Linked DNA regions of Homo sapiens: region 2 is linked to region 1. Evidence: read pairs that join two places in POLR2A ChIA-PET (ENCODE). Cell type or tissue: PC-3. All regions are shown on one strand.

Evidence for each region. ChIA-PET counts read pairs that join two places held together with the same protein. Peaks named below come from ENCODE experiments on the same cell type or tissue, not always from the same donor. Only the 100,000 strongest peaks of a DNase experiment are listed, where the experiment ranks them.
Region 2: POLR2A ChIA-PET joins it to region 1 with 9 read pairs; 2 of 35 experiments call an interaction of 5 or more read pairs at or near these places.

What each region holds. Positions count from the first base shown.
Region 1 is chr6:14,487,992-14,492,991 of GRCh38, forward strand. The region is part of intron 1 of LOC101928331 (a long non-coding RNA gene); the gene reads left to right. Among named protein-coding and RNA genes, the nearest start is that of LINC01108, 210 kb to the left of the region's middle. In PC-3, no CTCF peak of the experiment used is centred here; no DNase peak of the experiment used is centred here; H3K27ac peaks cover 464 bases.
Region 2 is chr6:15,394,326-15,399,325 of GRCh38, forward strand. The region is part of intron 2 of JARID2 (jumonji and AT-rich interaction domain containing 2); the gene reads left to right. Among named protein-coding and RNA genes, the nearest start is that of JARID2-AS1, 150 kb to the left of the region's middle. In PC-3, no CTCF peak of the experiment used is centred here; no DNase peak of the experiment used is centred here.

The DNA.
Region 1 (5,000 bases):
AGGAGCTACCCTCTCTGCTGATAGCTAAACATTTGTCAGGATGACTTGCCTAGCAGAGAGGAGCTACCCTCTCTGCTAGGAGCTGAACACTCACTGGGACACCCTGGCTGTGGAAAGGAGCTACCCAGTGCGGGTTTCCTCTGAGCTGTTCTATCACTCAATAAAGCTCCTCTTCATCTCGCTCACCCTCCAATTGTCTGCATACCTTATTCTTCCTGGTCTCAGGACAAGAACTTGGAACCCGCCAAATAGTGAGGCTAAAAAAGCTGCAACACCAACAGGGCTGAGACATGCACCTTGCTTGTCACATTGTGGGCAAAGAGAAAAAAAGAAGAACTAGGGCCCTTCAGGGACCCCAGACCTGGGAGCTGCCTAAGCCAGGGCTAGACTTCCTCTTTGGGGCCCCACAGTTCCTGGCATCTCCAAGCTTCTGGGTGCCACTGTATTCCCAGCTGCCAACTGTGGAAGCTGCTTGTGATGCACCTGGTCCAGCTGCAGCTTCACAGAGAGCCGCCACCCATGCTGGCACCTGGAGCTGCCTGCCCTGCTGCAGTAGCTGGCATGTCTGACTGCACAGTGGCCAGACCCCACACTTGCTCACACACCCCTTGCCACTCCACGCAGTCTCCCTTGGCAGGCATGGGGTCCAGGCCAGTATCATGAGCCGAACGCAGTCTGCCAGGATGAGTGGGCAGAACAAACCCAGTGGGCCTGAGCAAAACTCAGGCACAGGTGCCACCAGCCACAGAGGTTTCCGGCCTCTGTGACACCCCAAATGATCCTGTGACACTAGTATGGCGAGCTTTTTATCATGATTATCACAATTTATGTAGTTGTTGTGTTTATCTTTTAGCTTCCTTTCTCTTAATCCCTCACCTAAATAATCATCCAAAGCTATTCGGAGGGAGGAGGGTGCAAGGTGTTCTCAAGGAAGGCAGTGGTTCTCATAGTGCAGCCCCTTAACCAGCAGCACCTTGAAAGTTGTTAGAAATGCAGGTTCTCAGGCCCTCCCCACTCCTACTGCATCAGAACCTCTTGGTGTGGGGCCCAGCAATCTGTGTTTTCACAGCCCTCAGTGATTCTGATGTACAACTAAGTCTGAGAGGCACTGATTTGGGGGCCACATGATTAGGCCATGGTTGTTACTGAGGTGACTTAGCTAGAGCAGGTCATTCTAATTACCTAGGATGGCTGTTCACATACCTGCTGCCAGGTCAGTGCTGCAGCATCTGCCCTAACAAGCAATGAGGGATGAAATAGGATGCTTTTGGTAAAATCACCCAGTTTCTCAGAGAGAAGAAAACTCTCCAGAGAATTTCTACTGCAGAGATTTGGCACGTTATGTGCACTAATTTAGACATACCAATTGAAAATTTCTTTTTATTTTTTTCTATAGACATTGCATAGAAATTCTCTAGAATTTCAAGTACAAGTAACTGCTAGAGGAGCTCTTTGGCTCAAATGTCTGCTGTTACTCTATTTTCTTTTCATTTTCCTATCACATCCCGGGCAAGAATGGCAGATGAGATATACAGAAATCAGGTTAGAAAGAAAGTAATCATACTTCTCTGAAAAAAAGTTTTCGCCCAGATCCAAGATGAAAATTAGAAAGAATTTCATCTTTCCAGAACTGTCAAGCCATCTGGCAAAAGAGCTGACTGATACAATTTTTATATTATTGACCAAATTCTCACACCAGTTTCTCCTTTTCTCATAAGTGTAAATATTTTCCAGTTAAATCTTTGGGGTTGGCAGTGGTGGTGTGGGTGGTTCTTCAGTGAAGGACTCTTGACTTTTTCCATTTCAGACTAAGTGGAGGCAATTTAGAATTATGAATTAAAAGCCTCACGCATTCCTGTCTGATTCAACAGTATCATATCTGTAAATGTATTCCCATTGAAGTAACTAAGAATGTGTGCAAAAAATAGCCATAAAGTATTTATTTCATCATCATTTTCAATAGGAAAAAAACTGGGAGCAATCTAAATATTTAACAATAGAGGATTATTTTGGAAAGTATGCATGTTCGTACATACAGCTAAATAATACACCGCCTTTAAAATGGCAATTCATATGGATTGTAGAAGACTATTACCTGACATGGAAAGATATTCAGGATATGTCATTAACCGGGAGAAGCAGGTTCCATATAGTAGGCACAGACACTTCACATTCAGTAGAATGGCTACTATTAAACAGGGAAAATAACAAGCACTGTTGAGACTGCAGAGAGATTGGAACCCTTGTGCATTGCTGATGAGAATGTAAAATAAGGCAGCCACGTGGAAAAAGTATGGCAGTTCCTCAAAAAGTTAAACATACAATCACCACTGGATCCAGCAATTCCGCTTCTAGGTATATACGCAAAAGAACTGAAAGCAGGGCCTCAAAGTGATACTTATACACCAGTATTTATAGCAGCAGTATTCAGAACAGCTGAAAGGTGTAAACAACTCAAGTGTCCATCAACAAATGATTGAATAAACAAAATGTGACACATTAGCTTAAAAAAAGGAATGGAATTCTGCTACATGTTACAACATGGATTAACCTTGAAAACATTATGCTGAGTGAAATAAGCTAGACACAAAAAGACACATATTGTATAATTCCACTTATATGAGCAACTATTCAATTCATAGAGACAAAAGTAGAATAGAAGTTACCAAGAGTTGGAGGGAGAGAAGAATGGGAACTTGTTGTTTAATGGGCAGAGAGTTTCTGTTTGGGATGATGAAAAACTTCTAGAAATAGACAGTGGTGATGGTTACATGACATTGTGAAGGTACTTAATGCCACTGAATTGTACACTTAAAAATTGTTAAAATGGGCGGGGCATGGTGGCTCATGCCTGTAATCCCAGCACTCTGGGAAGCCAAGGCAGGCGGATTGCTTGAGTCCAGGAGTTTGAGACCAGCCTGGGCAACATGGCGAAACCCCATCTCTACCAAAAATACAAAAACTAGTCTGGTGTGGGGGCATATGCCTGTAGTCCCAGCTACTCGGGAGGCTGAGGTGGATGAATCGTTTGAGCCTGGGAGGTCAAAGCTGCAGTGAGCTGAGATCATGCCACTGCACTCCAAACTGGATGACAGCAAGATCCTGTCTCAAAAAAAAAAAACAAAAAAAAAAAACAAATGGCAAAATTTATGTTTACTATTATGTATATTGCCATTTATGTACACTTTATCACAGTAAAAATGGAAAACATTGTATGTACAATATAATATTTTTACAAATATGTAACACCCACATATTTCCTTAATTTTAAAATGTCATTATTTGTATGAAACACTATTAACTTAATAACAGTTTTTTCAGATGAAAGGAAATACTGTCATATTGTATGCACTCACATATTTAAACTGATTCCCAAAATACCAAACTTTGGAAAATTTGCATCTTAGGAATGAGGAAATGTGTACGTAGGCATGGAAAAAGGTCTGGAAAATGCTCACCACTAGTATAGTATTTTGAGTGGCAGAATTATGGGTATTCTTTATTATTCTATTTTTCCTATATGCATTTTTATATTTTTCTATATAAAGCACTATTTTTGTAACAGTAAGTTTTTATTGAAGGGCATATTAAAAAATATGCCCTTTCTAGAATGGTTTTTTTGAATCTAAGAATTTACAGTTTCACCTACAACATACACTCCCCCCCAGAAAATAATGCCAGGGGATTAAAATCACCATGAAAAGACCTTTCTGCATTCAACCAGGGTGCGGGAACGAGCCATCACTAAGCTCTGTTTTGCTTCATCCAACTTCCCTGTGCCCAGCATCCACATCAATATTTACACACTCCATCATTCCTCGGGTTATTTATTTTCCTTGGTCCATTTTGCACAGTGACTAAGTTTTGCAGCATGGAAGTTGACAGAATTTGTCATTGATATCAATCTTTATTAAGTTTACTGCTGAGAGCTCAGAAAATGGCGGTTCTGGAGCAAGGAACAGGGTGAAAGCAGGAAGAACATCAGGCACTAAGAAAAGCTGTGTGTGTGTGTGTGTGTGTGTGTGTGTGTGTGTGTGTGTGTGTGTGTGTGTTTAAAATGTTTGTCATTGTTGCTCCAACCTTAATTTGCTGATGATTGCATTTCTCTGTAATACTTTTTATTTTTTACAATCAAACAAAATCTACAATTCTGCTACTCAGCAGCCACCACCAGGAAGAGGCCTCTCCTCTCTTGCCTCTTCCTGGCAAGACTCCTGGCCGAGCCTAGGTTCTGAATCTCATGGGCTTCCTTCTGCTGCACAGCCAGCCTCTCACAAAGAGCTGGGTTCTGTAGAGAAGAATCTTCAGGCAGCAAGTCTTCTTCTGGATCTTCTGAAACTAAAGAAACTAAGACCGTGTGTAGCATGACATTTATTGCTTGTGTATTATATGGTGTGTTTGGAAAGAGCAAGGTGAAACTGCCCCTATAAACTTTATAAAATTAGTTAGAGAAGAAGGGAGGGAGAAACAAAAATAAACTAAGCTTGCAGCACGTTCCACATTAATCATTAAGTGAGCTTACTCTCTGCCCTGCTTCCTCAAAGCTGTTTGGTACCTATGGTCCTAGAATCATATAGACCTTAGACGACAGTTCTCCTGAACAGCTCTTTAGATAACAACTTGAACATCATGAAACGTTAAGTTTTCCCTTTGAGATATTCCTTCAGGTCCTGCAAACTGATGTAACAACTGACTCAACTGGTCTGAAGGGCCCACAAGGAGCTAACTCACCAATGGATGCAGCTTCCACAGCTCCATGATTTCTTCCTCCCTGCCCCAACCAACCAACAACCTCAGTTTTCAAACCCTTCACCTTCCACAGTCCCCTTAAAAGCCCCAGCCCAGAACTCCTCAGGAAGACAGATTTGGAGGTCTCCTCCCATCTCCTCACACAATGCCCTGCAATCATTAAACTCTTTCTCTGCTGCAAACCCTACTGTCTCAGTGTAATGGGTCCGTTACTGGGCAGCGGGCATACAAACCTGTTGGTTCTGTAAAAA
Region 2 (5,000 bases), 910 kb after region 1:
AGCAAGGCGAATGCAGTGGCTCATGCTCATAATCCCAGCACTTTGTGCGGCTGGGGTGCCTCGGGAGGATCGCTTCAGGCCTGGGCAGCTTGGCGAAACACCATCTTCACAAAAAATATAAAAAATTAGCTGGGTGTGGTGGCGCCTACCTGTAGTACAGCTACTTGGGAGGTTGAGGTGGGAGGATTGGTTGAGCCCGGAAGGTCGACGCTGTAGTGAACCTAGATTGCGCTACTTGACTGCAGCGTGGGACACAGAGCAAGACCCTGTCTCAAAGCAAAACAAAAGATGAACAAGACTAAATCTTCTTCTTGAAGAAACCTGACAGTTTGGTAAATGTTACCTTTGTATGTTTTGAAATTGTACTGGAATAACACCTGTCAAATGGAAAGAGGAGCAGGTGCTCTCTAGGCAGAGGAGAGAATAGTCAGAAAAGGGAACAGCATGTGCAAAGGCCTCAAAGCTCCAAGGGTCAAGTAGTGGAGAGAATGTGTCAGCTGCCACACATGCAGGACTCAACCCAGCTACCCCAGCGGCTTCATGCAGTAATTCAGAACCAAAGCATTGCTAATCGGTCTATTGCATGGCCCAGGAAACCGACGTAGAATAATTCCTTTTTTTTTTTTTTTGGAAATGGACATAGAATTTAAACCAGTCAAAGAAGCGACAAAATAATTAAAACAAGCTACATAGAAATTTTTGCTTCTGTCATTAATTTGTTGTATTAACCAACAAACTAATTATTAGAAGCAAATCGTTGCTTCTGTTATTGGTTTGTTAGTATTAATTTCTAGAAATTACTGGATTACAGATTTGTTAACCTCCATTTCCAGGTTGCTCTTTTGAAAGATTTTATCAGTTAATCACACTAGCAGCATATGAGAGTACTACTTTTGTCAGAGTCAGAAATTCGAAAAGGTGATTACTCACTCTTCAGTTTTGACCTATCAGCCCTTTGTTTCAATGCTTTTTTGGGGGGTGGTGGGGGCACGGAGTTTTTGCTCTTGTCGCCCAGGCTGGAGTGCAGTGGTATGATCTCAGCTCACCGCAACCTCCGGGAGTCCTGAGTAGTTGGGACTACAGGCGTGCACCACTGTGCCCGGCTAAGTTTTTGTATTTTTAGCAGAGATGGGATTTCATCGTGTTAGCCAGGATGGTCTCGATCTCCTGACCTTGTGATCCACCTGCCTCAGCCTCTCAAAGTGCTGGGATTACAGGTGTGAGCCACCATGCTTGGCCTAATTTTGTGTTTTTAGTAGAGATGGGATTTCTTCGTGTTGGTCAGACTGGTCTCGAACTCCTGACCTCAGGTAATCTGCCCACATCGGCCTCCCAAAGTGCTGTGATTACAGGCATGAGCCACCGCTCCCAGCTCTGTCACCAGGCTGGAGTGCAGTGGCGAGATCTCAGCTCACTGCAGTGTTTGTCTCTTGGGTGCAAGTGCTTCCCCTGCCTCAGCCTCCCGAGTAGCTGGGACTACAGGTGTGCACCACCATGCCTGGCTAATTTGTTGTACTTTAGTAGAGACAGGGTTTCATCATGTTGGCCAGGATGGTCTTAATCTCCTGACCTTGTGACCTGCCCGCCTTGGCCTCCCTAAGTGCTGGGATTACAGGCTTGAGCCACCGCAGGTGGCCTCAGTGCTTTTAATATACAGTTTTCCTTTCTTCACTATTCCTAAGTAGGTAAACAGCTTTTTTGTGATTCTGGTTCAATTTTACTTTATACTATTGAGTAATGTTTTCAAAATATTCTGAAAAAGGTTGATCATGTTGTTTGACTTGGCATTATTTCTGTGTTCACCTTTTAAAATTCATTAACCGGATCACCTTCAAATATGTTAAGTACATTTTATTATGTGTTTCTTTTTCCAGCCAAAAAGCCAACAATATATATTGAACCAAAATTTGAGTGTTTTATTACCATGAATACATGTAGGTAGCCCTGTATGTTTACAGTGTAGCACAAACCCTTTTACTTGTGTAATTAATGCCTCCAACACCAGTGTTGTCCTTATTTCCGTTTAACAGGTGAGGAAACTGAGGCAGAAGTCTTATGATTTTTCTTAATCATTCTTAATCATAGCTATGTGTACTATGATCCACTAAGGTTTTTAGTGCAAGGTGTTTATCAAATAAGTCAGTATTTTTTAATTTAAAAAATTCATGTAGAATACAGTAGTCCGCCCATATCCATGGGTGATACATTTCAATACCCTCCGTGTATGCCTGAAACTGTCGCTATTACCAAACCCTGTATATACTGTGTTTTTTGCTTATACATAAATACTGTACAGTGCAGAGCATTCACGTCCTGGGCAGGATAGTTCAAGGTTTCAGCATGCTACACAAAATGGTGTGCAATTTAAAAGTTATGAATTGTTTATTTTGGGGATTTTTAAATTTAATATTCTCAGACCTTGGTTGACCATGGCTGACTGAAACCTTGGAAATCTAAAATCCGGATAAGGAGGGCTACAGTGTTGTCTTTTTTGATAGCTTCTGAATTGGAACAACTACTTTAATTGTAGCCTTAACAACCCAGTTAGTTTCACGAGTTTGCATACCATCACCCAGTCCGGGTCACCCTACTATGTTCTTGTAATTATTGGTATTATTTTATAATTGTACAGTGTGGCCTTGTTGACATGTTAGCTATCGGGCCAGCCACATGCATTACAAAGTTCAGCACTGTTGGTGTTTCAGGAATTACCAAGCCTTCTTGGAAAGCATTCAAGCCAGACTGTGTGTGTACCTAATTCTGGTTGGTATAGTGCCAGTGTATTAACTTTTATTTAAATAAAATTCCAACAGGTAACATTTATTATTACTATACTGCTGTCACAGAGTGCCCACACTTTAATGATGTTTTTGAAAGTCAAATATTAGCACAGTAGATCCCCTTTCTGCATTAATTTTTATCACACCCTATGTGATATGGTCAATACTACGTAATTTCATCCATATAACACAGAAATATCATTACAAATACATGGCTGATGCTGTATGATCATTACAATTCTGTATTATGTGAAATTCTCTGGCACCATAACCTTGTACTCTCTTCTATCATACGACAATCCACACCACCCTACCCCTCCTTTGCGATTAGTAGTTTTGGGGAAATTATTAATAGCGTGGTACTGAAATACCAAGGCACCAACTGGGGTTGGTCTTGGGGTTGAGGTGATAATTAGGTGGATGGCAGCCATGAACCTGGGTGTCTGCATAGAATTACTGTGAATATGAGATCCCATCTGAAAATTCTGACTTCTCCTGAATTAGAGTTAGTAGAGTTCCTTGGTCTCTCTTGTGACATGTTATAGAAGGTCTTTAAACATTTTGAGATTCCAGTGGTAACATTACTGGTGCAAAATCAAAAGTTGACACCTGCTTTGGAAACTGATTTGCCATTCAACTTGTAAATTTGAACATTTGCATATCCAAGGATATCTACCACTTCCAGTCCCAAATATTATCTAAGAGAAACTCTAGTGCATGATTTCCAGGAGACTTGCAGAGAGGAATTGCAACATGGTTCATGATAGCAATAAACTAGAAGCGCCTTAGATGCCCTTGGACATGAGAATCATGGTGGAATACCTACCATTCATCAGTTGTGTAGTATTATAAATACTCCATTGTGTAATAATGAAAATGGATAGGCAAGCGATATAATAAGCAAGGCCACGGATGGATCTTAGTAACTTGATGTTGAGTTGGAAAAAACCCAATTCCCATTGGAACCTGTTTTGTAAAGTTTATAATCAAATGCAGTGAAACAAAATGCTATTTATATATGTTTATGTTATAATATTAAAAAGTTAGCACATAGGCAAGGCTTTAGGTTATGTTTGAGTAGTTTGGTTTGGCAGCGGGTTCACAGATATTCTTTATATCCTTAAAAATTAAAGTGGATTGATTATTCAGAGGACTTTGGTTTAAGATTTATGACTTGCTCTGATATTTCACTGTTGAAACTTAGATGGTGGTGCCTTCAGCCTATTAATGAACATGGATGGAGCAAAGAAAAGTTCTTCCCCAGTCTTTCCGCCCTCTGCTCTTTCTTGTCTTTAAATATTGTAAGTTGTGTTGTTATTCCTAAATTGAATCCATTTCTTAGTGTTATTCTTGGTCTTCCAGAGGATGCTGTGAGTCTAATAGGGTAGTTTGCATGTTTCTTCTTTAGTAGGGGACCAACATTTCATGTAAACAGTCTAAAACTTATGGCTATTTACAACGGAGAGTTTTGTTAAGTCTCCTTCCTGGCCTGACAGACACAGGACTGACTCGCATGTACTGTGTTTTAGGAAATATTGCCTGCATGATCAGGAAGTAATGACGATGGTCAGGCTTTTCTTATTTCTTAAAATTTAAATACCCGTTTCTCTTTAATTGACTAGAATAGGAGGAAGCAGTGGAGATAGGAAAGGGGCAGATAGTGTTTTATTAGTGCTGATGCCTGTGTGCACTCTGAGTGTTTGAGTGACAGAACTGGGGGTGTTCAGGAAAACCACTAATCATACGTGATTCTGAAACTTCATTTCTGGCCAACTGTTTATGTCTCGGCGTTTCTACTTTTCTTACCAACCTTGCTGAGAATTAGCATAATCAGAATATCTGCCTCAGGTCTCCTTTCCAATTCTCTGCTTTGGGTGCTGTTGATCATTGAAGCAGCCAAAAGACATGTCCCAGTAGAAGGAAGAGGAAAAAGGCCAAATAGTCATCCCCCGAATGTCCTTTAATTGACTCTGTATGACTTACGCTGTAGTGGGGTGCATTCCAAACACTTGTTCACTGTTAACAGGAACGTGCTGCACTGTAGAGCACTAAATAAGGGTCTGCTCTGGGGGCTCACCCTGGCAGCCATTGGAGAGCACCTCTTCTCCAGCCTTCTATGTTCTGTAGGGAATTGTATATTGAGGTTACCCCACCCCTTCTTCCCCAGTGCCACTGGGTTCTCGGATAGCCTCCTGTCTGTTGAGACATAGGAGCTACCTC